Linked DNA regions of Homo sapiens: all the other regions are linked to region 2. A link is a loop called in an ENCODE intact Hi-C map of the cell type or tissue named here. Cell type or tissue: heart right ventricle. All regions are shown on one strand. Region 1 overlaps UACA (uveal autoantigen with coiled-coil domains and ankyrin repeats). Region 2 overlaps UACA (uveal autoantigen with coiled-coil domains and ankyrin repeats). Region 3 has its middle 42 kb from the start of LARP6.

What was found. Peaks named below come from ENCODE experiments on the same cell type or tissue, not always from the same donor. Only the 100,000 strongest peaks of a DNase experiment are listed, where the experiment ranks them.
Region 1: it touches region 2 in a loop (2.1-fold over the local background); 56 of 110 quality-filtered maps call a loop at or near these places.
Region 3: a loop joins it to region 2, with 9 times the contacts of the local background. A loop is called at or near these places in 103 of 110 quality-filtered maps.

Annotation. Positions count from the first base shown.
Region 1 is chr15:70,718,759-70,726,758 of GRCh38, reverse strand. All of the region lies in intron 1 of UACA (uveal autoantigen with coiled-coil domains and ankyrin repeats), which reads left to right. Among named protein-coding and RNA genes, the nearest start is that of UACA, 41 kb to the left of the region's middle. RefSeq lists an enhancer at 7,614-8,000. In heart right ventricle, CTCF peaks have their summits at 3,747 and 3,946 (motif pointing right); no DNase peak of the experiment used is centred here; H3K27ac peaks cover 4,297 bases.
Region 2 is chr15:70,675,551-70,683,550 of GRCh38, reverse strand. It overlaps UACA (uveal autoantigen with coiled-coil domains and ankyrin repeats), which reads left to right. Exons shown (of 19, transcript NM_018003.4): 9 at 756-793; 10 at 3,875-3,943; 11 at 5,345-5,452; 12 at 6,411-6,443; 13 at 6,960-7,058. Among named protein-coding and RNA genes, the nearest start is that of SALRNA2, 44 kb to the right of the region's middle. In heart right ventricle, a CTCF peak has its summit at 3,741 (motif pointing left); no DNase peak of the experiment used is centred here; H3K27ac peaks cover 2,124 bases.
Region 3 is chr15:70,808,492-70,816,491 of GRCh38, reverse strand. No RefSeq gene overlaps it. Among named protein-coding and RNA genes, the nearest start is that of LARP6, 42 kb to the left of the region's middle. In heart right ventricle, CTCF peaks have their summits at 4,035 and 4,234 (motif pointing right); no DNase peak of the experiment used is centred here; H3K4me3 peaks cover 716 bases.

The DNA.
Region 1 (8,000 bases), 43 kb before region 2:
TAAAGGAGGCTGAACAGAACAATATTTATTGTAGAAAATTTAGAAGGTACCGAACATATAAAGAAAAAATGTCTTCTCTAATACCACATCCCATAGCTGTTAATTTTTCGGCTATTCCCTTTCATTAGTATTCTGAGTGTTTATTTCTTAACATGTGATCTTAAAACCTTTTCAGGATGCTGAGCTTTGTGATCTTATTTCTATTTCAGAAGAAAAAGTAAAGCCAAATGAAATGAAAATAAGTGGAGAAAGTCGTGAATACATATTTTTAAGATCTGTATTTTAGAGAGATTTAGTTTTATACACGAATAGCAAAGAATATGCTTCTAATTCTAAGCTAATGAGAAAATCAGTGCTGTTTACATTTTTTTTTAAACAATTTCCTCCATGCTGCTCAGATATACATCTTGTAAAAGTTTGAGAAGTTTTGTTGGGGAAGAGCCAATCCTTTGTTGCCAGGTGAAGGCCTTTTGTCATCTTGGTAAATTTACCTTATGCTTATTTAAGCAGAAACTCAATCTTGATTGGATTTGGGGGTGCTGAGTTACCCTGAAAGTTCACTGATGTATTAAATCATTTTATTAATGTATAATGAGAACTAAATAGCTGGTTTAGGGGCTGGATACTTCCATCCAGTCACTTCCTGTAGGAAAGCAAGTTTGTTGGAAGCTTGCTTAGAGAAGATGCAAGCAGAACAGTGGGAATGAATAAGATTCAGATGTTTAAAGTCATCCCATTTTTATTTATTTATTTATTTGGATACATTATATTTGTATATATTTATGGGGTACCTGTGAAATTTTGCTACATTCATGGAGTGGGTAATGATCAAGTCAGGATATTTAGGGCATCCATCACCTCAGTGTTTATCATTTCTATGTGTTGGGTACATTTCAGGTTCTTTCTTCTAGCAAAGTTATCTTGATGACTTGGTGTCGCCTTCATCTTCCTTGGATTGTTTCTGCATGGCCAGTGCCAGAATTCTTGAAAACCTTCCTTCTTAATATACCTCTGCTTTCACTCAGGTACATTTGTATCCCCACTCTTGGTTTTTATTTTTTGGTTCAATGATAACATAGGAAACATATTATTAATAAGATCACAGTTCTATCTGCCTTCCTAGAGACTGGAGAATTAAGAGATCCACCATGAGAGGTCCTCCTTAAGGTTAGAAGGACACTGTGAAAGTTGAAAGATTTTCTTTTCAGACAGGGAGAAGGGAAGTTTTCCTAAAGTATTGGCTACTTCCTTTCACAACCATTGATGGCAAATGTTCCCTTTGACAATTAAAATGACTATGCTTTTCTTATATTACTGAGTAGTGCCATATCCTAAGGAACCTGGGAGGTCTGTGGACATTCTTGGTCAGAGGAAAGAGTGCTAAGCTTGATTTATCCATATTCACCATGGGAGGGAGGGCACATATAGTACCAATATTTACTTTTCCTGGACAAGATGATCCTCAAGGATTTTATTCTATTATAAATATGAGCTATATTTTAAACTCTATTTTCCTTTAACCTAACAGGGGAAGAAATTAATTTTTAGATTTTTTATATCATTATGCAGCTTTTGGGGAAAAATAATTGCTGTTTTGGAGTCATAGGATTTACCAAAAATCTATCAGATAAATCTATCAAATATTCCATCAAACGAAGATTTTTTTTTTTTTGAGATCTTGCTGTGTTGCCCAGGCTAGAGTGCAGCAGCATGGTGATGGCTCACTGCAGCCTTAACCTCCTTTGCTTAAGTGATCCTCCCAACTTAGCCTCTGGTGTAGCTAGGACTACAAGGTGCTTGCCACCATACCTGGCTAGTTAAATTTTTTTTTTTTTTTTTGTAGAGACAGAGTCTTGCTATGTTGCTGAGGCTGGTCTCAAACTTCTGGGCAAGAGTATTGCAAACTTTGTAACTTTCTTTGGTTGGGGATTTCTAGATATCTTTTTTTTTCTGGCTTGGTGCAGATGAATAGAGAACAAAGCCATTTGGGATGAAAATTTACTATGTGCTTGGGGATGCCTACTATATAGAGAAAGAGTTTAATCTATAAAAAGGTCACACTCTTTGAGGCAATTATAAGTGTGCCTTGGTTTAAAATAGTTCAGTGCATACCTTCCAAGGAAGCCATGAAGCACACCTTTTAGCGAGTGATTGTTAGCTGTACTAGTTCATTCACCAGTTTTCCTTGAAAAGTAAAACTGTGTAGTACAGTTAAAAACACTCCATTTTCAGACACATTTTCAGTTAGATATTTGCTACAGAAAGCAAACCACATATGTACTAAAATTTGAAAAAAAATTAAAACTGAGATGTTTAAAGGACTATCATTATATATTTAGGTTCTGTGCTCTTAAAGTTTCTTCTCTGAAGGGTGTAACTTTTTCTGTGAGTATGGGTTAAATATATTTCTGAGTATTATTTTCTATCAGCCTTTATGAACACTAGATAGCCTGAGAAGAAATATGGAGCATAGTATTTGGAATATTATTTTACATTTCCATGACCATCTTTTATGTGAAGTAGGTTTAGAAAGAATTCTTTAATTGCAGTATTTGTTAATTTCAGTTTATTCAGTTGCTCAACAGATACTTAAGTGCCTACTCTATGTAGACAAATAGAGTGCTAAGCTCGAACATGTACTCCTTGCTCTTGAGAAATTTGTAGACAGAAAAGTGGGGGGAGACAGGATTAGAAAGCTAACACACTTAAAATATAAAGCTACAGCTCTATGTAATAAGTGTACGAAGTAGAGATATACCAGAATATATAACAGGGAGGGCCTGACAAAATCTGGGGAGTCAGAGGAAGTTTCTTTGAAAAAGTTCAAGGCCAGGCGTGGTGGCTCACGCCTGTAATCCCAGCACTTTGGGAGGCCGAGGCGGGTGGATCATGAGGTCAGGAGATCGAGACCATCCTGGCCAACATGATGAAACCCCGTCTCTACTAAAAATACAAAAAATTAGCCGGGTGTGGTGGCAGGCACCTGTAGTCCCAGCTACCCGGGAGGCTGAGGCAGGAGAATGGCGTGAACCTGGGAGGCGGAACTTGCAGTGAGCCGAGATCACGCCACTGGACTCCAGCCTGGGCGACAGAGCGAGACTCCGTCTCAAAAAAAAAAAAAAAAGGAAAAAGTTGAGATGAGATCTGAAAAATGAGTTAGGATTAAGAAGCACAAAGGGAGTAGCACTGTACCTTGGTACTCTGTGAGGGAACTTGGTAATTTTGAAGAACTTCGCTATGAAAAGAGATTGGAGGCTAGAGGGAGAGTACCCATTTCAAGATTATACTTTAGAGGTAAGGAGGGGTGAGACCATGGAGGATCTTAGACGTCATTAAGGACTTTGGTCTTAAGAACAGTAAGTCTATTATAAGAGTATCCCTGAGTAGCTGGGACTACCGATGTGTACCACCACGCCTGGCTAATTTTTTGTGAAGACAAAGTCTACTGTGTTGCCCAGGCTGGTCTCAAATGCCTGAGCTCCAGCGACCCTCCATTCTAGGCCTTCCAAAGTTTAGGATTACAGGCGTGAGCCGCTGCACCTGCTGTTTACTGTTTTTCTGTGTCAGTACTGTGGAGCATTTTCAGAGTACACATATATTAACCCTAACTCTAATAACAAATGAAGTGGTTTTTATTAGCATTATTTTTAAAATGAGGAAACTGACGCTCAGGGGGACTAAGTAACTTGATCAAGGTAAACTAGCAAACAAATGTAAAGTCAGGAACTCTGTCCAGGTTTTTCTGATGTCAAATCCCTGTTGGTTAATAGAAATTCACTCAAAAATTGTCCATTTTTTTCTTTCTGGACAAATTCTATATTCAGATAGGTTCTTAAAGATGTTTTTAGTAATGATAAGTTAGTGCTTCTGAGTGGTGCCACCTTAATTTTTTTCAAACTGAATTGAAGAAAAAAATAGCTTCTCTTAGTTGCCACCAGAGGGAGCCAGAAAGATTGAGATTTTAATGAGCTTTGAAATGCTCAGTCAGGAATATTCATCAGTAAGCAATTCCAGTGAACTCATATTAAGAATATTCCTTAAAGTGGAATATGTGTATAGTATGTTCTCATTTTGACTTAAAAGTTTAATGTATGTCTAGATATTGAAAAGAAGTTTGAAAAGACGTATAACAAAAAATAAAGTTACTGTTTTAATGGTGGTTTTGCAGGCCAGATCCCAGCACTTTGGGAGGCCAGGAGGATTGCTTGAGCTCAGTAGTTCAGGACCAGTCTGGGCCACATAGCAAGACCTCTTCTTTACTAAAAATAAAAAAATTAGCTCAGTGTGGTGGCACATGTCTGTAGTCCCAGCTACTCAGGAGGCTGAGGTGAGAGGCTCATTTGAGCCTAGGTGATCGAGGCCATGATGAGCTACTGTGGTGCCATAGCACTCCAGACTGGGCAACACAGTGAGATCCTGTCTCAAAAAAAAAAAAAAGTGATTTTGCTAGATTGTCTTTTCCCTCTTTCTTCCCTCTTGCCTTCCTTTCCTCTTTTTTTGAGTTTGTATTAGTATTATTTTTCTACTATATGTTATTGTATAATAAAAATGACATTTATAGTAAATATAAGGAGTTTGAAGGCCGTTAAGGGGTTTATAAAGTGTTTAAAATGCCCAAACTGCATCACCCATCATTTGAATGCATTATTAATTTGCCTGGGAAATATTTTTCATATCGAAAAGGCCATCCCTTATCTGAGTTTTCAGAATTCTGAATTAGTATAGTCTAAATTTAAGAGAACTTACTGAATAGAGATACAGAATGTTTTTAAATAGGATTCAGACTTAGAACTGAGTTCATGGAATCACCTTTCTTTTGCATCTAATGGGCAAATGGTATAAAATCAGGTAACCACTTTAATTGAATGTTTACCAGATAATCTGTACCCTTGTTTTTTGACAGCATGGTATAGAAAAAATTTAAAGTTTAGAATTAGATAATCTCAGGTTTGAGTTTTAACTATTCCTTGGTAACTGTGTAATGTTGGCAGGTGACTGAACTTACTCTAAGTTTCTTTTCTTTTTATGAAGATGGTAATAAAAGCCTGTGTTGATTATAGTTGAGGACTGTGCAAAGCGCTGGGTTAATAAAAGTTTATTAGGGTTGCAACTGTAATTTTTTTTTTTTTTTTAAGATGGAGTCTCGCTCTGTTGCCCAGGCTGGAGTGCAGTGGCGTGATCTCGGCTCACTGCAAGCTCTGCCTCCTGGGTTCACGCCATTCTCCTGCCTCAGCCTCCCGAGTAGCTGGAACTACAGGCTCCCGCCACCACACCCGGCTAATTTTTTTGTATTTTTCAGTAGAGACGGGGTTTCACCGTGTTAGCCAGGATGGTCTCGATCTCCTGACCTTGTGATCCGCCCACCTCGGCCTCCCAGAGTGCTGGGATTACAGGCGTGAGCCACCGCGCCCATCCGCAACTGTAGTTTTATATTTTGCCACCCATCACATCCAACAACCAAACTGAACTGATTTATCCTTTAAAGAATCTATATTTACCCACACCCATAGCCATTCTAGAAACAGAATGGGAATGGGTGTTCTTTACCTCACTAACTGTACTCATTTTGCCACCTAAGGCATCTCACACTATATTCAACTACCAGAATTATACTTGTATGTAACGCCATTCCTCCCCCTTTAACCTTTTGTTTCATTTGATTTCTGTATTAATCAACTTCACTGCAGAAACAATCTCCAAATCTTGGTGGTTTGTCAGCATTATGGCACATGTAGGCTTTGGGCTGACTGTGCAAGTGGCTGCACTCCACATTTTCATCCTAAGATCCAGAATGATGGAGCATCCTCTGTCTCTACCTGCCATTTTCATGGTAGTGAGCAGAATTCAGGGCTGGCTGTAACTTGTGATACTGTTAAATCTTCTGCTCAGGAGTGGAGTACTTCATGACTGCCAAAGCATGTCACATGGTCAGGTGCAGAGTCAGTGAGGTGCAGGGGCGCATATTCTTCAAAGACAGGGCTGGTAAATACCAAACAGTAATATAATCTACCACAGTTTGTCCTCTTGATCACAAATATTGACTTACTTTGCTTCGGCATACAAAATATATTTATCTCTTCCTCAAGGAAAATACTCTAAGAATTTCCTTCAATAACATTAGTCTTGAAGTCTAAACCTCTTTAGGATTTCTACGTCTTTTATCTATGTAGATTTTCTTGATCCAGAGATCAATGAACTAAAATACCAGTTCTGCCATCCATCTCTCCCAGTAGTGGAACAGAGACAGGATATCCACAATAAACATTCCTGTTAAGAAAGGGGAAGAATGGGTGGGGCATGGTGGCTCATGCCTGTAGTAGCACTTTGGGAGGCTGAGGTGGGAAGATCACTTGAGCCCAGGAGTTTGAGGCTGCAGTTAGTCATGATCATACAACTGCACTCCAGCTTGGGCAACAAAGCAAGACACTGTGTATTAGTCCATTCACACATTGCTATAAAGAAATACCAGAGAATGGGTAATTTATAAAGAAAAGAGGTTTAATTGGCTCACTGTTCTGCAGGCTGGACAGGAAACATAGTGGCATTTGCTTCTGGAGAGGCCTCAGTAAACTACAATCAGGGCAGAAGGTGAAGGGGAAGCAGGCATATCTTACATGGCTGGAGCAGGAGGAAGAGAAAGAGGGGAGGTGCTGCATGCTTTAAACAACCAGATCTCATGAGAACAGCACCAAAGGGAGAAATCTGCCTCCATGATCCAGTCACCTCTCACCAGGCTGACCTCCAACATTGGGGATTACAATTCAACATGAGATTTGGGTGGGGACGCTGATCCAAACCATATCACCCTGTATCTCAAACAATTTATAAATAAATAAGGGGGAAGAAAGGAAGCACATAACAATTGTGGGTCCTTAGCAATGAAAATCTTACTGGATAAATGTAGGAAGGGTAACTTTTCTTGGCCCTAGGGGATTTTCCTCGATTATTCACCCAGTTTGTTGTTTTCCATGATTCTTGGGTGGGTACTCTGTAAGGTGTTTCCTTTAATATATCATTCTTGTCTACTTTTGAATGGAGTATTGGAGGATATGCTCTTCTTGGTCAGGGAGTGTTATAAGGGTTGAACACCTTTCTCAACCCACTTCTTGCCTATAGAAAATCGAGGGCCCAAAGGTAATCTAGAAGAATAATGTTTCCTTAATTCAAACAGAATGATGTTTTGGTGGTTGTATTTTTTCTTTTTATCTATTTGATTTCAGTCAGAGCCATGTGCCAGTAGCTACATCCTCAACTCGTTGAGATGTGCATTTTATTTTGGTTTTCAGTACAGGTATCTTGAGCTTATTGAGCTTCCGTGGGTCCACATTCTTAGTCTGCCTGTCGGGGGAATCCCCCACCAAGCCATTTTGTTCCACTGAGTGGATTTACTGGGGGCAGCATTAATTCAAAGGTCTTAGACACTATGATGGCTACACTTATGATTTGGTCTTTGCCCTGGGTTTATGTCATAATTGGCCTTTGTAAACCCTTTTTACTTGTTGGAAATGGGAAATAGTTGGGAGTTTCTACCTTGCAAGTCCAGGAATTTCAGGTTCTCTCTTTTTTTATCCTTACTTGCACATAGGCCCCTTTTCTGAGCCTCTTCTCTTCTCTTCTCTTCTGTTCTCTTCTCTTCTCCTTCTCCTTCTCTTCATCTTCTCTTTCTCTTTCTTCCTTCCTCCCTCTTTCCTTCCTCCCTTCTTTCTACCCTTCCTTCCTCCCTTCCTTCCTCCTTCCTATGACTGGGGGATTCCTTTTTCCTTTAATGAGCTAATCTAATGGTACTTTATTAAATCTACTTAATGACAACTAAAGTTCAGCTTTTATAATCTTTTTGCCAAGTTATTCAATTTTTTATGTGACAGTTTTATTTACCACCACTTTATGTGGGTTGCTATTTTTCCATTCTCCAGTAACAGTTTTCTTGCTTTCTGCCACCTGGTTTCAAAGCCTATATCACATATTTTAAAATTATTTTTGGTGGTAGCTGTTGTTAAGGT
Region 2 (8,000 bases):
TAATACACAAAGGTTATGACTGTCCTTATGCATAAATATTTTAGTATATTTTTATTACCCTTTAGGGTCGGTTCCTAGAAATTGAATCACTGAGTTTCAGGGCATGCACATTTCTTTAAGCCTTTGGTCTATGTTGGCAAATTGCCTTCGAATTTAGGAGCTTTTTAAATTTTCTTCCCCTCTTTTTTTTTAGATATGGGGTCTCCCTTTGTTGCCCAGGCTAGAGTATAGTGGTGCCATCATAGCTCACTGCAATCTCAAACTCCTGGGCTCAAGTTATCTTCCTGCCTCAGCCTCATGAGTAGCTGGGACTACAGGCATGTACCACCATGGCCAGCTAATTTTTTATATTTTTTTTGTAGAGATGGGGTCTTGCTATGTTGCCCAGGCTGGTCTTGAACTCCTAGCCTCAAGTGATCCTCCTGCCCCAGCCTCCCAAAGTGCTGGGATTACAGGTGTGAGCCACCATACCCAGCCTAAATAAATTTCCCATTTTTTACCTGCCTCCAATCCTTAGTCTTTAATCTTACCTACTTGAATATTGTTATAAAAATTTTGCTAATTTGATAGGCAAAAGTGAGATGTCATTATTGTTTCAAGCATACGTTTTAGAAATAAAACTAAAAAGTTGTAAGCTTTAGAGGAAACTCTAAAGTTTATTTATTTAATATTGACTCAATTGTATAGTTAGGGAATGCGTACCTACCCCAAGTTAACCTGCCATTTTGTTGTTTCTCTTTTTCTCTAAATCTTAGGGAGAGAACTTTGGAAGAAAGGGCCATCTTTGCAACAGGTAGATATTAATTTTAATTTTAAATAATTATATGTATTGTATAGTTTAAAGTGCTTAGTAAAACTAGTTAATAGTTAGCATAACTATTCTGAGTTTAAATGCGTTCTATCTCTCTTCTCAGTTAATCAAGCCCGTGTAGATTCTGGATACTTAGATCATGAGGTCCTATCAAGATACTATCACTTAGCTTGAGACACATTAGATCTCAGTTTCAATGAAGGTATCCAGTGGGAAAGAGATAGCCTCCTGATTAGGGCCGTGAGCATTCAGTTTTTTCAAGTAGGAGACATTGTAACTTGCTAAATGATGAACTTTAGCTTGGCAGATCATAGACAGTTTCCCCCAGTCTCCCTTAATAACAGGACAAAATATTGACTGTTATGGGAAAATTCTTCCAGTGTAATTAAGAAATGAAGAAAACAGAGTTCTAAACTGATTATATATTGTGATTTCAATGCCACTGTTAGTGTTTTTATTTCTTCTTCAGTCTTTTTTTCTGTGTGTATTTAATTGAGGACTTTACGGAATAACAACACTTGAAATAATTCATGCTTTGCACTACATTTATTATTAAATTACTATTTAACCCTGTTTTGATATCCTGGTTGTGAAATGTCTTATGTTTTCTGCTAATCTATTTGTGTTAAAGTAAGCAGGGTTGGTTTACAGTACCGTGGCTCAAAAGCTAGTGTAGGCAGCTTTCCTCTCCTGCTGACTGTTCCCTTCCAGGCTTTCAGCTTTTCTCTAGTGAGAGGAACCTAAGCATTTGCAAACCCTGAAGAGAAAGTAATCAGGTACCTTGAGCAATTCTGATCATCATCCTGTGTCATTTTTGTACCTCTCACCTGAATCTGAAAGCTACATTTTTTAAAAATTTTGCTTTAAGTTCTGAGATACATGTGCTGAATGTGCCAGTTTGTACATAGGTATACATGTGCCGTGGTGGTTTGCTGCACTTATCATGAAAGTTATATTAAAGCTTGTTTTCCTTTTCAATCCATCTGAATTAATATGTTCATATATGGGTCATGTCTGTTGACACTTTTCCATCTGGAGCAACTGTTCCAGCCTTCTTCCCTGTGCCTCATATAACCTAAGTGTGAGTAGAGTGAAAAAAAATGTACACTGCTATGACTGTACTAGCCATCTCACACAGAATCAGAGAAAAATGATTTCTGAAATATATAGATATTTAAAATAAAAAGAATTATTGAATATTAATATGGGAATTGTTCTCTGCTCAGTGCTCTAGGAAATATTGAAGTGAATACAAGGAGTTAATATTCTACTAGGAACAGAAAGACACACTGCTCCTAATTACTGTGTTTCCGTCATTTATTGAATACACTTACTAAATATACGCTGTAAATAGGACTTTTTTTTTTTAATACTAAGGCACATGTAATCTCTGTTTTCAAGAAGCCTACAGTATAGTTGCAAATGTAAGACTCACTCAGTTGTTTGTTCACAGATATCTGCTGAACATCTACAACATGCCAACTACTGTTCTAAGTGCTGGGAATATTGTAGTGTACGAAGTCTCTGCCCTTATGGAACTCCTAGCTTAGTGAGAGATGAACAATAAGCAAAGGAATATTTAGTATCATAGCAGATGCTGTGAAGAAAAACAAAACAGAATTAAGGGATGAAGAGGGAGTGGGTGGAAGTCTGTGGGAGAAGCCTCACAGGCTGAGGGAAGGGCAGGTGCCCAGCCCCTGATGAGGGAGCAGGTTAGACATGTTCATGGGGCAGCAGCAGACAAGTGTGACAGGAGCGATGTGCCCATCGTGGAGGGAGCAGAAGAAGCTGCTAAAGTAACAAAGGGCTAGATTAAGAAGGACCTTGTATGATAAGGACTATTGATATGTACCCACCAGTGACTACCAGATGGCGGAAGGCAGGACGTGTGCACCCCAATCAGTGGTGCACGTGATCAGATCGCTGCTAAGTGGAGCCAGAGGTGCAAGAGAGGTTCTTTTAGTGTGCTAATAACAAGGCTTGTCAGGAAGATGGATCTTAATTAAAGGATGCGGTTGATTTAGTATGTCTGAGTTAGGATATAGTGGAGGCAGTGGGTGAGGATGCTGAAGTGAAGGCTGGAAATGAAAGTGGTATGATCAGGTGAGCTGTGAGAAGATGTCAGATTCCACTTGAAGAACAGTCCTTTGGTAGAAGGAATGAGGCTGTAAACATAGTTAGGGCCAAATTGTGGATATAGAATATCTTTTAAATGGGAGTTGTTCCTCTAGTTCTAGATCCAAACTCATTTGAATGATAGTTTAAAAACTTGATCAAGCAAAGGTAAACAAATAATACAAAACATGAGAAAATCATCTCGAAGAATTAAAGCAGTAGTTTTTTTTTTAACCTAATTAGGAAGAAATAAATAGCTTTCTACATTAGTTATTGTGGAGATTTAAAGATCATTTTGGTTTTTTTGAAAGGGGGGTTATTCTCTTGTTTAATAATTATGTTGTTTTTGTTAAAGCAAATCTCTAAGCTGGAATAAAGTTTCAAAGCAGTAAGTTACAAAAACAGAACATACACCCAACCAAGTTATTTAAAGACCTTTTTATATTGCTCAGGTCAGAGGGACTGTCTGTCTCTTCCTTACCATACCTCTTGATATTTTATTTTGGTGGTGCTCAGAGAAGTAAATAATTTCTGTATTGTCTTTACAAATTAATGTGACTTCCCCTTCCTCTTCCTTTTTTTTTTTTTTTAAGTTGAGTTCTTTTAGTAGTTGGCAATGCAGTGCTTTATAGCCCAACTTTTGTTATGCATTTATTACAAATTCTTTTTAAAATTTTGTGACTTTAGTTAAAATAAATCCTTAATAATATTTTAAAATTTGTTATTATTTAGTATTTTTAAATAAGTTATACTTGATTTATTTAAAACATAGTCTTAAAGGTCCTTTCCATTTTGGAGTTTTAAATAGAAACACTGCCACCTTGTGTTATGTGCAGCTAATGTTGGATAAACTGAAAATCACTAACTGGGTGTATTGCCAATTGAGGAAAATATACTTTTCTGTATTCTTACACTTGCTGACCCGTGTTTTCTTATGTTTTACCAAAGCGAAATTTGACACACATGCAAGATGAAGTAAATGTGAAGTCACATCAGAGGGAGCATCAAAATATTCAGGTAAAAAGAAAAAAATAATGGTGTCTTCCTTTAAAAACAATTCCAGTATTTGTAGTGGGATTGAGAGAGAAGAGAGGAAGCAAGAGAATGGGTGAAATGAGTGGGGCAAAGAAAGGGAAGCTCGTTAAAATTGTTTGTGATTCTCTTTTTTTTTGCCTAATCTCTTCTATTTATTTATTTATTTATTTATTTATTTATTTATTTAGAGATGGGGTCTGGCTCTGTTGCCCAGGCTGGAGTGCAGTGGCATGATCTCGGCTCACTGCAACCTCTGCCTCCCAGGTTCAAGTGATCCTCCTGCCTCAGCCCTTCTAGTAGCTGGGATTACAGGCATGTGCCACCATGCCTGGCTAATTTTTGTATTTTTAGTTGAGACGGGGTTTCACCATGTTGGCCAGGCTGGTCTTGAACTCCTGACCTCAGGTGATCCACCCGCCTCAGCCTCCCAAAGTGTTGGGATTACAAGCGTGAGCCACCACACCCGGCTGCCTAATCTCTTCTTTAAGAATTGACTTTTGTTATCAATGTTTGAGTCCAGTATTATAAAATTTAATTATGTAACGCTAGAAGTATGGTGTAGAAAGTATTGTTTTAATATATATTAGAAAAAGCAACTTTATATAACTGTTTGATTTAAATGTGTTTGTTTTGTGATGTAAACCATACATTTGTGTTTATTTTAGAAAATTATAGTATTAAAAATGATCATTAATGTAAATTAAATCTGATTTTTTTCTTAAAGTATTTTCTATTTTGATTGAGAAAAATAATTTTGTTAAACTAACCACACAGTACTTTTTGGCTTTTATATTGGTCAAAGTTTCCAAAGAATATTATGAGGATTATTTTAGAGGAAGGACCCATAATTAATTTTATGACTGAAACACCGTTAAATGATAAATTGAATAGCTGTTTCAGTATAATAAAAGCATTTTATTTGGGTTTTCTTAGTTTACTATGTAGTGTAAGAAAATGAACTATGTCCTTAAATTCGAGCCTTTATCTTTTACCAGAGCACTGAAAATGATGATTATTTCAACAAAAGGATTAGAAGAGTCTCATAAATTTGGGAGGTCTTAAGCAAAAGTTAAAATGGCATATTCTTTTGCTCTTTTCTGTGTCTAGATGCTTTTTATTTTTTCTTTATTGGAATTAGGATGATTTGCCCTCTTGTAGTATATACTTGTATTTATTAGCTATTATAGGATAGTAATTTTCTATTTTATTTATGATCTGTAGATTTTAAATCATTGGCATATCATTGAAATTATTGTATCTTTTGTACTTAGTGTTTTACATATGTATGTACCTGTATGGTAGTGAACTGCTTTTAAAAATTTCTCCTTTAAGAATTTGCTCTTTTAAGATTGGCCTGGCACCTTGTTGTCTTTATTATTTAAGGATTTGGAGATTGAAAATGAAGATTTGAAAGAGAGGTTGAGAAAAATTCAGCAAGAACAAAGAATACTTTTGGATAAAGTCAATGGTTTACAGTTACAGCTGAATGAGGTAAATAAATCTGCATAATAGAAAAATAAACTGTCTTACTATATCAATAGCAAATTGTTAATGATTGTGCTAAAGAAGGTAAAATTAGCTCATTGCACTTCAGAGGAGTTAAATCTTACTGGGGACCAGGATTTTTACATGAAATTTTACATTTAAAGTACCATAAGCTAACAAGTAAGGACAGTGTAAAGAATGTTCAGGGAAGTGAGGAGAGATCACTGTGGGCTGCCGCTTCTGAGGGGGGCACTTCCTGTGGGAGATGGTACTTCTGTTGAATTTTGAAGGAAGTAAGAGGGAATCAGAGGGCATTCCAGAGAACACTGTGATGAGCAAAATCACAGAAACAGTGACCTGTAATATATTCCTTGTTGTATAAAAAAATTGGAAATACAAGAAATATCCATAAATCATTTTTTAGAGGGAAAGTAGAATATATATGAAATCTAGTATCATCAGTTTGCTCTTTAAATATACATTTTATTATGTACAGGACTTACCACAGGTGAAATCTTATGTGATATTTGCATTTCAAAAGTAAGAAGTAACTGCGTGATTGGTACAGCTGTGTCCTTGTGATTCTAATTTTCCGTATCACTTTAATATCTTGCTATCTATGTTAGATTTTCCTAAAATTGAACATATGCAAAAGCAAAAGGCTGAACTATAGTTAGGGCCATGGGATTGGAGAGGAAAAAGTAGACAGAAGATATGAGGACCAAGAACAAGTAGGACTTGGTGGTTGATAGGTTCTCAAGAGAATCAAAAGTGCTTCTGAATTTGGATAGTGAGAAGAATGAATGACAACTCATACAACAGAATTGTACATAATTTTCTTCTCATATCCTTGGCCCTAGTCTTAAAGACATTTGCCAATCTTTTTAAAATATCTTTGCCAAGTTCATGCCTTTTAAAATAGGCTTTTAAGAATTAAAATATTTTGTGTTCTTTTTAAATTTAGGAAGTTATGGTTGCTGATGATCTGGAAAGCGAGGTAGGGTGACATTTTATTTTAAACCATTAAAATTGTTTTAGGAATTGAAGATGATATAGTAGTAAAGGTTTAAGTCCTGAATTGAGATAGAGACCAGGATTCTATTTCTGGTTATTAAAGGGAAATTCAAAATCTATAGATGACTAAAAAAGGATGTTTTGAATGTAGTGGCATAGATTATTGTAGGCATTTTGTTGTTATTGCCTCTGAAAGTCTTACTTTCTGTGAAACTTGTCCTGAAAATAATATAAAATTCTAAACATAAAGAAAATGTCTGAAAACATTAAGATTGAAAACAGAGATTTGAATTTTTTATGATTTTGTTTATAGATATTGTATGTTTCATTAGTATATTTGTAGAAATTATCAACTCTATTAGTAGTTAAAGTTCACCAGGTTGGAGAATTCATTAACTCCAGTCCTCAATGCAATTCCAATTCACGTTTTCTAAAACACATTTTTAATCCAATTCCAAGCACAGGGTGATTTTACTGTATTTATTCTGTTTCATTTCAGAGAGAAAAGCTGAAGTCCCTTTTGGCAGCTAAAGAAAAGCAACATGAAGAAAGCTTAAGGACTATTGAGGCTCTGAAAAATAGATTTAAATATTTTGAGGTATAGAAAGGATAAATTATTTCCTGTAATTCATAATGGGTAATGGTAAGGCTCTTGGCATCAGACTTGAATTTGAATTATAAATCTCTTATTTATAGTGTGACCTTGGGCTGCTTATTTAAAGTCTTCAAACTTGTTGCCTCTTTGGCAAAACTGGGGTGATTGTCTCTTTCTCCACATAGTTATAAAGGTTAAGTGAGATCATTTAAATTGACTAGCATGTAATTGACATTTAGTGTCATTCTAGTTTCTCTTCATTGTCCATCCTTACCTTTTTAAAACATCATATTTCTACCTGTAAATTTGCAGTGAGTATAATGATAATAAAAAGCATTCATATAAATGAATGATGATATGTCCAGGATTATCTCAGAAAGGATTCATCACTGGGCATCACTGAAGGCAGCTGATTCAGCATGAATCTTTTGTCTTTGTTGGTGAATGCAGCCCCAAAGTACACTAAAAAAGTGCCTTAGTCCGTTCATGCTGCTGTAACAAAATAAAGAAAATTTATAAAGAACAAATTTATTTCTCCCATTTCTGGAGGCTGGAAAGTCCAAGATCAAGGCTCTGGCGTTCATGTCTGGTGAGGGCCTTTTGCTGCATCCTCACCTGGCAGAAGGCGAAAGGGCAAAAAGGAGCCTAAGTGAAGCCCTCGTGACTTAATCAGTTTCCAAAAGGCCCCACCTCTTAATACCACCACAGTGGGAATTTAAGTTTCAACACATTTTGGCAGACATTCAGACCATAGCAAAAATAATATTCTTCTTTGTAAATAAAAAACTATGTGTGCATTATGAAAAATAATATAAAACATGTATGAATCTCACAGACAGTGTTGCAAGAGATAAGTCAGACACAAAGAGTACATACTGCACGATTCTATTTTTATGAAGTTCAAAAGCAGATAAAACTAATCTATGATGTTAGAGATTAGAATAG
Region 3 (8,000 bases), 130 kb before region 2:
TGGGAGGCCAAGGCAGGCAGATCACCTGAGGTCAGGAGTTCAAGACCAGCCTGGCCAACATGGCAAAACCTCTACTAAAAATACAAAAATTAGCCGGGCCTGGTGGCGGGCACCTGTAATCCCAGCTACTCGAGAGGCTGAGGCAGGAGAATCGCTTGAGCCCAGGAGGCGGAGGTTGCAGTGAGCCGAGATCACACCACTGCAGTCCAGTCTGGGCAACAGAGCGAGACTCTGTCTCAAAAAAAAAAAAAAAAAAAAAAAAAAATATGTTGGAAATAGTAACAATGGCCATTTAAAGAGGCCATTTCATTTGGTTCCTGGGATGCCTCTGCACCTCTTTCCTGCTTTATTTCTCCTCTTGGTAATGGGCAAACATCTCCTCAATAAAAAGGTTAGCCTGTCCCCATTGAAATCTCTTAGCATGAGGACTGCAGCCAAGCCCTATGGCTCAATTTCAAGTCCCCTTTTAAATGGAAACCATTTGATACCTTTTGCTCATGCATCCTGAAATCTTTGAATATGCTGAAAGAAAGCGGGGAGTTCTGACTCAGAGATTTAACCCTCTGTCTACACAAACATTGGTGACTACTCTACTAGAAAACAAACAAAAAGAGCAAAAAAAATTTGTTTAAACCAGTAACACAAGGAAAGTCAATAAAAGACTATTGGTTAGTGGGTTCCCCAGCATGTCCCGCGAAGTGCTTTTCATGTGTTCACCATTGTCCGTGTTCAGATTACCAGGACCAAAATGACACCTGGGCAAACAGAAGACAAAAACAAGACCTGAGTTGGGAGTGAGGAGAGGCGGAGTCAAACCATGGATGCCAGGAGGAGTAGCTCTGTTGTCTCAAGGATGTCAGTAGTCCTTGCCACTCTCTGGTCTCAGTTTCCTCACGTATAAAATAAAGGGCTAGGACTTGGTCTATGACTTCAAACCTGTCATACCTAGACAATTTTCATTCTGCTTACTTACATTTTCCAATTTTTACCACTGGTCTTAAATTCGCACCTTCTCCTTATCACATATGTCTTCATATCTATGGGAAGTCTCTGCTTGAATATCCTGCTGCCACCCAAAATGAATTGAGTTAAAAATCATAACTCTAGATCAGCCTTCTCTGTCAACCACCTTTCTCTTTCCCATTTGTGAAAGGAAAATATCTTGAGCCCCTAAAATCACTAAGCTAAAGGGAAAAGTCAAGCTGGGAACTGCTTAGGGCAAACCTGCCTCCCATTCTATTCAAAGTCACTGAGATAAATGCATATCTGATTGTCACTTTGGAGAGGCAAAAGAATGCAACCATTTGTCTCTTATCTACCCACGACCTCGAAGCCCCCTCCCTGGCTTCCAGTTGTCCCACCTTTCTGGACCAGACGGAACCAATGTTCATCTTACATATGTTGATTGATGTCTCATGTCTCCCTAAAATGTACAAAACCAAACTGTGCTCTATCCACCTTCGGCACATGTCATCAGGACCTCTGGAGGCTGTATCACAGGCCTGCGTCCTCAATCTTGGCAAAATAGACTTTCTAGATGAACTGAGACTTGTATCAAATATTCAGGGTTCACACCTTTATCTCAGTAAAGAAGGAATTTATGCTGTAACCTAAATGGCAGCTTTCCCATTCTTCTTAAGGGTCACGTGCTCCTGTATTTAGTGGTGGTGGGGTGGAGTTGTCTTCCTACTCCCACATCTCAGTTTTCCCCTGGCCTCCATCCCTCTGAGCTCTTTTGTCTTCTGGCAGCTCTTGGTTCCTTGTGGTCCCCAGTTCAGGTCATCACTGGGCAAGCCTGCCCCAGCATCCTGCTGCTTCCTGCACAATGATCTCCGAGCATTGGGAGGCAGCAAATGTGTCTCTCCTGTCTTCATGACATAACCACACAAAAGTGAATAAATATATCCAACTTTACTCAAGGTGGGAAAATTAAAGAAAGTCACAACATATCAGAGAAAAGTTTTAAATGGCCATCAATACCATTTTTCTTGTGCTCCCAAGGAAAACCATTCAATGAATTAAACATTTCATTGAATGGTTTTCCATGGAAAACTGGAGACTCTTTAGGTGGTGCCTTTCAGTTTTTAATCTTGTTCTTTTGACTTTATATCTACCTTCCTTTCAGAGACACAGCCTCCTTCAAACCTTCCCCCTCTGGAATGTTGCTGTGGTTCAAATGTGTCCCCCAAAAGGCATTAAGCTTAATCCCCAGTGTAACAGTATTAAGAGGTGGGACCTCTAAGAGATGAGGCCATGCGGGCTGTACCCAATGAGTGGATTGATACTGTTTTCATGAGATTGGGTTCATTATTGCAGGAATGAGTTCCTCCTGAGAAGATTACTTCAGCCCCCTTCCCTCTCACGTGTGTGCACTCTTGCCTGTGTGATGCCCTCCGCCATGTTATGACAGCAAGAAGGCCTTCCCAGATGTGGCAACTTGATCTTGGACTTCCCAGCCTCCAGAACCATGAGCCAAATAAATTTCTGTTCATTATAAATTACCCAGTCTATGGTATTCTGTTGTAGCAGCAAAAAATCCACTAAGACAGGTATGTATCCTCTCCTGTGTTTGAGAAACTTCACCTCCCACCTACAGGGACTGGTCTGTCACACAAGGCTCTCCCACACCCTACCCAACTCCCCCCGAGAGTTGATTTAGCCAAGTCTTAGTTATTCCATTCAGAATTGCACCTGGTAGCTCATCAAACTGGTCCAAGACAAACTTGGGCTCTCCAAGTCCCTCAGAGCCAGACGAGCTGTCGGGGATGCAGGGATTCATGCTTGTTTCCCCTTAAGTTGTCCCTACCAAAGTGAATGGAAAAGAGATGTCTTTATTCCTCCTAATGCTCCTGGAATAATAGTCGGTGCATGCACACACTCTCCCCTGACAAACATTAATTCCCAGAAATAGCATAGATTTTACCTTTAAAAAGAAAACAAACCTTATTTTTCCCAAACTGTCCATACTCTACCAGGCTGTGCCTTGGAGTTTCACTTTACATCGTTTTGGTGACCAGAATGTATTCTTTTGCTCAATTTTCCATCCATCCTACCTTCAAATGGTGCTCCCTTCGACTGACCAAGAATAAGAAAAGGGGCCTGTTGGCCATATACCTTTGCTAGTAACTTGTAAAGCGTCTCAAAGACCCCCCCCCCGCCCCATTGCCCCAAAAGCTTGGAAAGTATTATTTATAATGTGAGAGACAAATGAAGTTTTTAGATGATGGAGCCATGCATGCTGTTCTCCAATTTCTGTCCCAATGTGGTGAGGGGGCAGAGGTGTGTGTGTCTGTGTGTGTGTGTGTGTGTGTGTCTGTGTGTGTATGCGCATGCAGGAAGGTTGGGAGGGTAATTCTTCCAGTTATAATAGCAATAAAAATGGTGATGACTGACCCGTCCTAAATGTTATAGCATCTCTCATTCCTGACCCAGAGAGCTATAAAAATACCAGTGCCTCACCCTGCACTATTAAATCAGAGTCTCTGGGAGGTAAAGCCTGGGCATTGTGGTTTTTAAAAGCCTGCAGGTGATTCCAATGTGCAGCCAGGACTGAGAACCACTGGGAAATTGCCACAGCTGGAAAAAGTCACCTTTTGATTCACCTGAAATGAATGATGCAGACTAAGGTAGCATTGTTCCATCAGGCTCCTTTCAGCATCCAAGATTCTGGGTAAAACCTCAAATAGAATGGGGTGTGAGGGTACTGGCTTCCCACGATGCAGTTGGTATGGAGGGTCTGGAATGGCAGTCACCACCAATCCCAGGAAGAGGCTCCCACAGCATAGGCAGACCCTTATTTTTTTTTTTTTTTTTTTTTTTTTTGGAGATGGAGTCTCACTATGTCGCCCAGGCTGAAGTGCAGTGGTGCGATCTCGGCTCACTGCAAGCTCCGCCTCCCGGGGTTCACGCCATTCTCCTGCCTCAGCCTCCCGAGTAGCTGGGACTACAGGCGCCCGCCACCACGCCTAGCTAATTTTTTGTGTGTTTTTAGTAGAGACGGGGGTGTCACCGTGTTAGCCAGGATGGTCTCGATATCCTGACCTCGTGTTCCGCCCGTCTCGGCCTCCAAAAGTGCTGGGATTACAGGCTTGAGCCACCGCGTCCGGCTAGCAGACCCTTATTCTTAATGTAAAGTTATGACTGCAATTATTGTACAGTGCCTGATACAGAGCGGACCTCAACAAATACAGTACTTGAAATAAATACGACCACAGAGAGTAAACAAGCAGTTACTCTCTTCTACCACAAGATGGCAACATTTCAAGACTCACTCTAGAACAATGCTCAAGTCTCAACTGCCAAAATGAAAAGGATGCACGGTTGATAAACGACGAAGCTAGGTGAGTTTTCCTCGATTTTTATTTTTCACCCTTTATCTTTTTAAATAAGTGGAGCCAGGAGCAATGGCTCATGCCTGTAAATCCTAGCACTTTGGGAAGCCGAGGCAGGAGGATTGCTTGAGCCCGGGAGTTCCAGACCAGCCTGGGCAACATAGTGAGACCAACATCTCTACAAAAAATAATTTTAAAAAAATTAGCTGGGTGTGGTGGCATATACCTGTAGTCCCAGCTACTCTGAAGGCTGAGGTGGGAGGACTGCTTGAGCCTGGGAGGTCAAGGCTGCAGTGAGACGTGATTGTACCACTGCACTCCAGCCTGGGCAACAGAGTAACACCCTGTCTCAAAAAAAAAAAAAAAAAAAAAAAAAAAGTGAGAACATAGTGAGTTCACATGGCTCATGTCTCTCCTAGAAGGCTGAGCTGCTTGGTTGACATCTGCATGCTCACAGGATCTTGGAAAGGTAGGTCAGTACCAAGCATGAAACTATTTTATGTAAGGACAGTAAATGACCCCAATTTGGTTTTTCTACCAATAAATCATCTGCCTTATGCCAGGAGACATATTTCCAAGTCACCCTGTCCCCTAGCTTTTTTCATCCACAGGGGGACTTTTGGGAAACAACTGATTTGTGGAAACACAGATACATTTGGGTGTATATCAATTAATAAGACCTCTAAGAACAAGCTCCACTTAATAAAGCTGGCCTTGGGACCAGGGATGTTGGCCTTGGCACCGGGGAGGCTGGCCTTCTCCATGTGTTGGAGAGGAAGCACAGTGACATCCCATGACCGGCTTTTGATTGATTGGCTGAGATCTGGGCCCGGCTACATGAAGGACTATAAGCCTGGTGTTTAAAGAGCCCATAAACTCAGGCAATCAGGGCCCCCGCTCTGTGTTGGCTGTGTGTGGCCCCTGGGGTCCATGTGCAGGGGTCACAGACAGACAGATCATGCCAAAGAGGCAGGGGTTACCTACTTGGCCATCTGCTCCTGCAGCGTCTGAGCTGCCCGCAATACCAGTCACTTGACCCTGGGGGCAGAGGAAGATGAAGTGGCACACGGGGGTGGGATGGCCCGATGGTGTGAGCCACTTACCTTCTGACCGAGCCACTTACTTTCTGACTGCTCCCAGGAGATGAATTAGAAAGGTCTGGGCTTAATAACTATTTAGACATGAAGCATTGCTCAAGATACTTTCCACAATAATGTCTGTAGGTCTCATGCATAGGTAGCAATCCTGGGGCTAATCCCATCCTCTACCTTTTTGGACCCCAGGTCTGTACTGCTCAGTGCTGCTCAGGGATAAATTGTAAATTCACAGTCCTCAGTGCATCTGTACAATCCTTTGACCTGCCTCTAGGAAGCATCCTTTCCTGTCCCCACGATGGCTATTCCAGACCTTCCCCACTACTCCTTAATTTCCATCCTTACCTCAAGTCTCCTCTCAGCAGATGGCTTTGCCTCCTAGCTCCCAGCAAAAATTGAGACCATCCTGCCTGGCTGGGCGCGGTGCCTCACGCCTGTAATCCCAGCACTTTAGGAGGCTGAGGTGGGTGGATCACCTGAAGTCAGGGGTTCGAGACCAGCCTGACCAACATGGCAAAACACTGTCTCTACTAAAAATACAAAAATTAGCCAGGCATGGTGGCGTGCGCCTGTAGTCCCAGCTACTCAGGAGGCTGAGGCAGGAGAATTGCTTGAGCCCAGTGAGCCAAGATCGTGCCACTGCACTCCAGCCTGGGTGACAGAGTGAGACTCTGTCAAAAAGAAAGGAAGGAAGGAGAAAGAAAGAGAAAGAAAGAAAGAAAGAAAGAAAGAAAGAAAGAAAGAAAGAGAAAGAAAATTGAGACCATCTGGCATGAAATCCCTCTACTTCCAGCCTCCCTCCCACAAAAATATTTAGGTCTGCCAGCCCTCACATCCTCCCCACCAGTGTCAGAGAACTGGGTGCGCCATCTATATAGACACCAGAATCTCTTCCCCAGTGCCCTGGATTCCAGTGCCTTCACCCCTCACATATTTCCTCGGGGTCTTTGCTCTACCAGCTTTCATCTCCCTCTCTCTCTCTCTCTCTCTCTGGCTCTTTCCATGTGCACACTCCTCCATCATAAAAAAAAAAACAAAAACAGAACAAAACGAAGGCCTCCCTTAAGCCTGTCTATGACCCATAGTACCACATTCTCCAGCCTGCTTCAGTTCCCTCAAACCCAACTGCTTAGCTCCAGATGTGGGGCAGCAGTAAAGACACAGGGAAATGGGGAAGGGGTAGAAATCTCTTCCCCTCTCCTTCCCACCTTTCCCCACTGGTAGTCTCTTACCACCGGTAGCAGTAGAACAATAAAAATAAACAAAGGGCTCAAGCGGTAGCACCACCATGCACGTGTGACAATGACCTTGTAGTCTCTGACATCCAAGCTGGCATCAGATGTGTCTGCAGGCTGCTGAGGCTGTGGGCAGCAAGAGCCTCTGTCCTAGGTTTCCCCGGGCTTTACCTTCTGCCAAATCATGCCTTTAGCTTTCAATACCAAGGCCACAGTGAAAACAAGCAGGCAAGAAGCCTGTTCTTTCTAAGGATAAAATGGGGACAGGAGCAGCGGTGGAAATATCATTCAGGGATAGGAGGCAGATCTGCTCTGGGCTGAGGTCAGCGTGGGTGGCTCAGTGGGCCTATGCAGCCTTGGAGATGAAATGGGTTCCAGAGGAGACCTGGATTATTGTTCATGTCATTCCCCATCCCCACACTTGGAATCTAGTCTGGGAAATCTTTCAGACTGGCCTCAGCCACTGGCGTTTTGCCCCTCCCTCAGGCCTGAGTCCTGCAGTCCCTCTCTGCAGTTGCTGTTCCCAGGACACTGACCCAAAAGTCTCCTACGCTTCAATTTTCCTAATCATTACAACAAAAACACCCTTGCCAGCTCATCCTGTATGTCCAGCAATATGCTAAGTAACCCACGTACATCATCTCATTTAATTTGATCACCACTGACTCAATGGAGTACGTTTGATTATCTTCATCTCATGGAGGAGGAAACTAAGAGATGGAGAAGTCAGGTCTTCTTAGAGAACTTTACAGAGATAGTGAGCGATGGGACTACGATTCGAAGAGTGGCCTGTTTGACTCCATGCTCTCTTGATTCTACTGCCCAAATATTTGTAAGGCGTATGAGTTTGTTCTAACATACTCAAAAGCAAGAAATGTAACATTACGAATGTGGCAAACCCTCACTAGACAGGGCCAGCAAGATGGCCAGTATATGTTTTTTTTATTTTTTTATTTTTAGTAGAGAAGGGATTTTGTCATGTTGGCCAGGCTGGCCTCAAACTCCTGACCTCAAGTGATCCACCTGCCTCAGACTCTCAACGTGCTGAGATTACAGACATAAGCCACCTTGCCCGGCCCTCTATCATAACCCATTTCTCCTAAAAAAAAAAAAAAAAAAAGGCAGCACTCGCATGATAAAGCTTATGAAGTGTGAGAGGAAGAGGAAATGAGGCAGAGAAATAGTGAAAACCAGACAGGTGCAGTGGCTCACGCCTGTAATCCCAGCACTTTGGGAGACTGAGGCGGGTGGATCATTTGAAGTCAGGAGTTCAAGATCAGCCTGACCAACATGGTGAAACCCCGTCTCTACTAAAAATAAAAAAAATTAGCCGGGCGTGG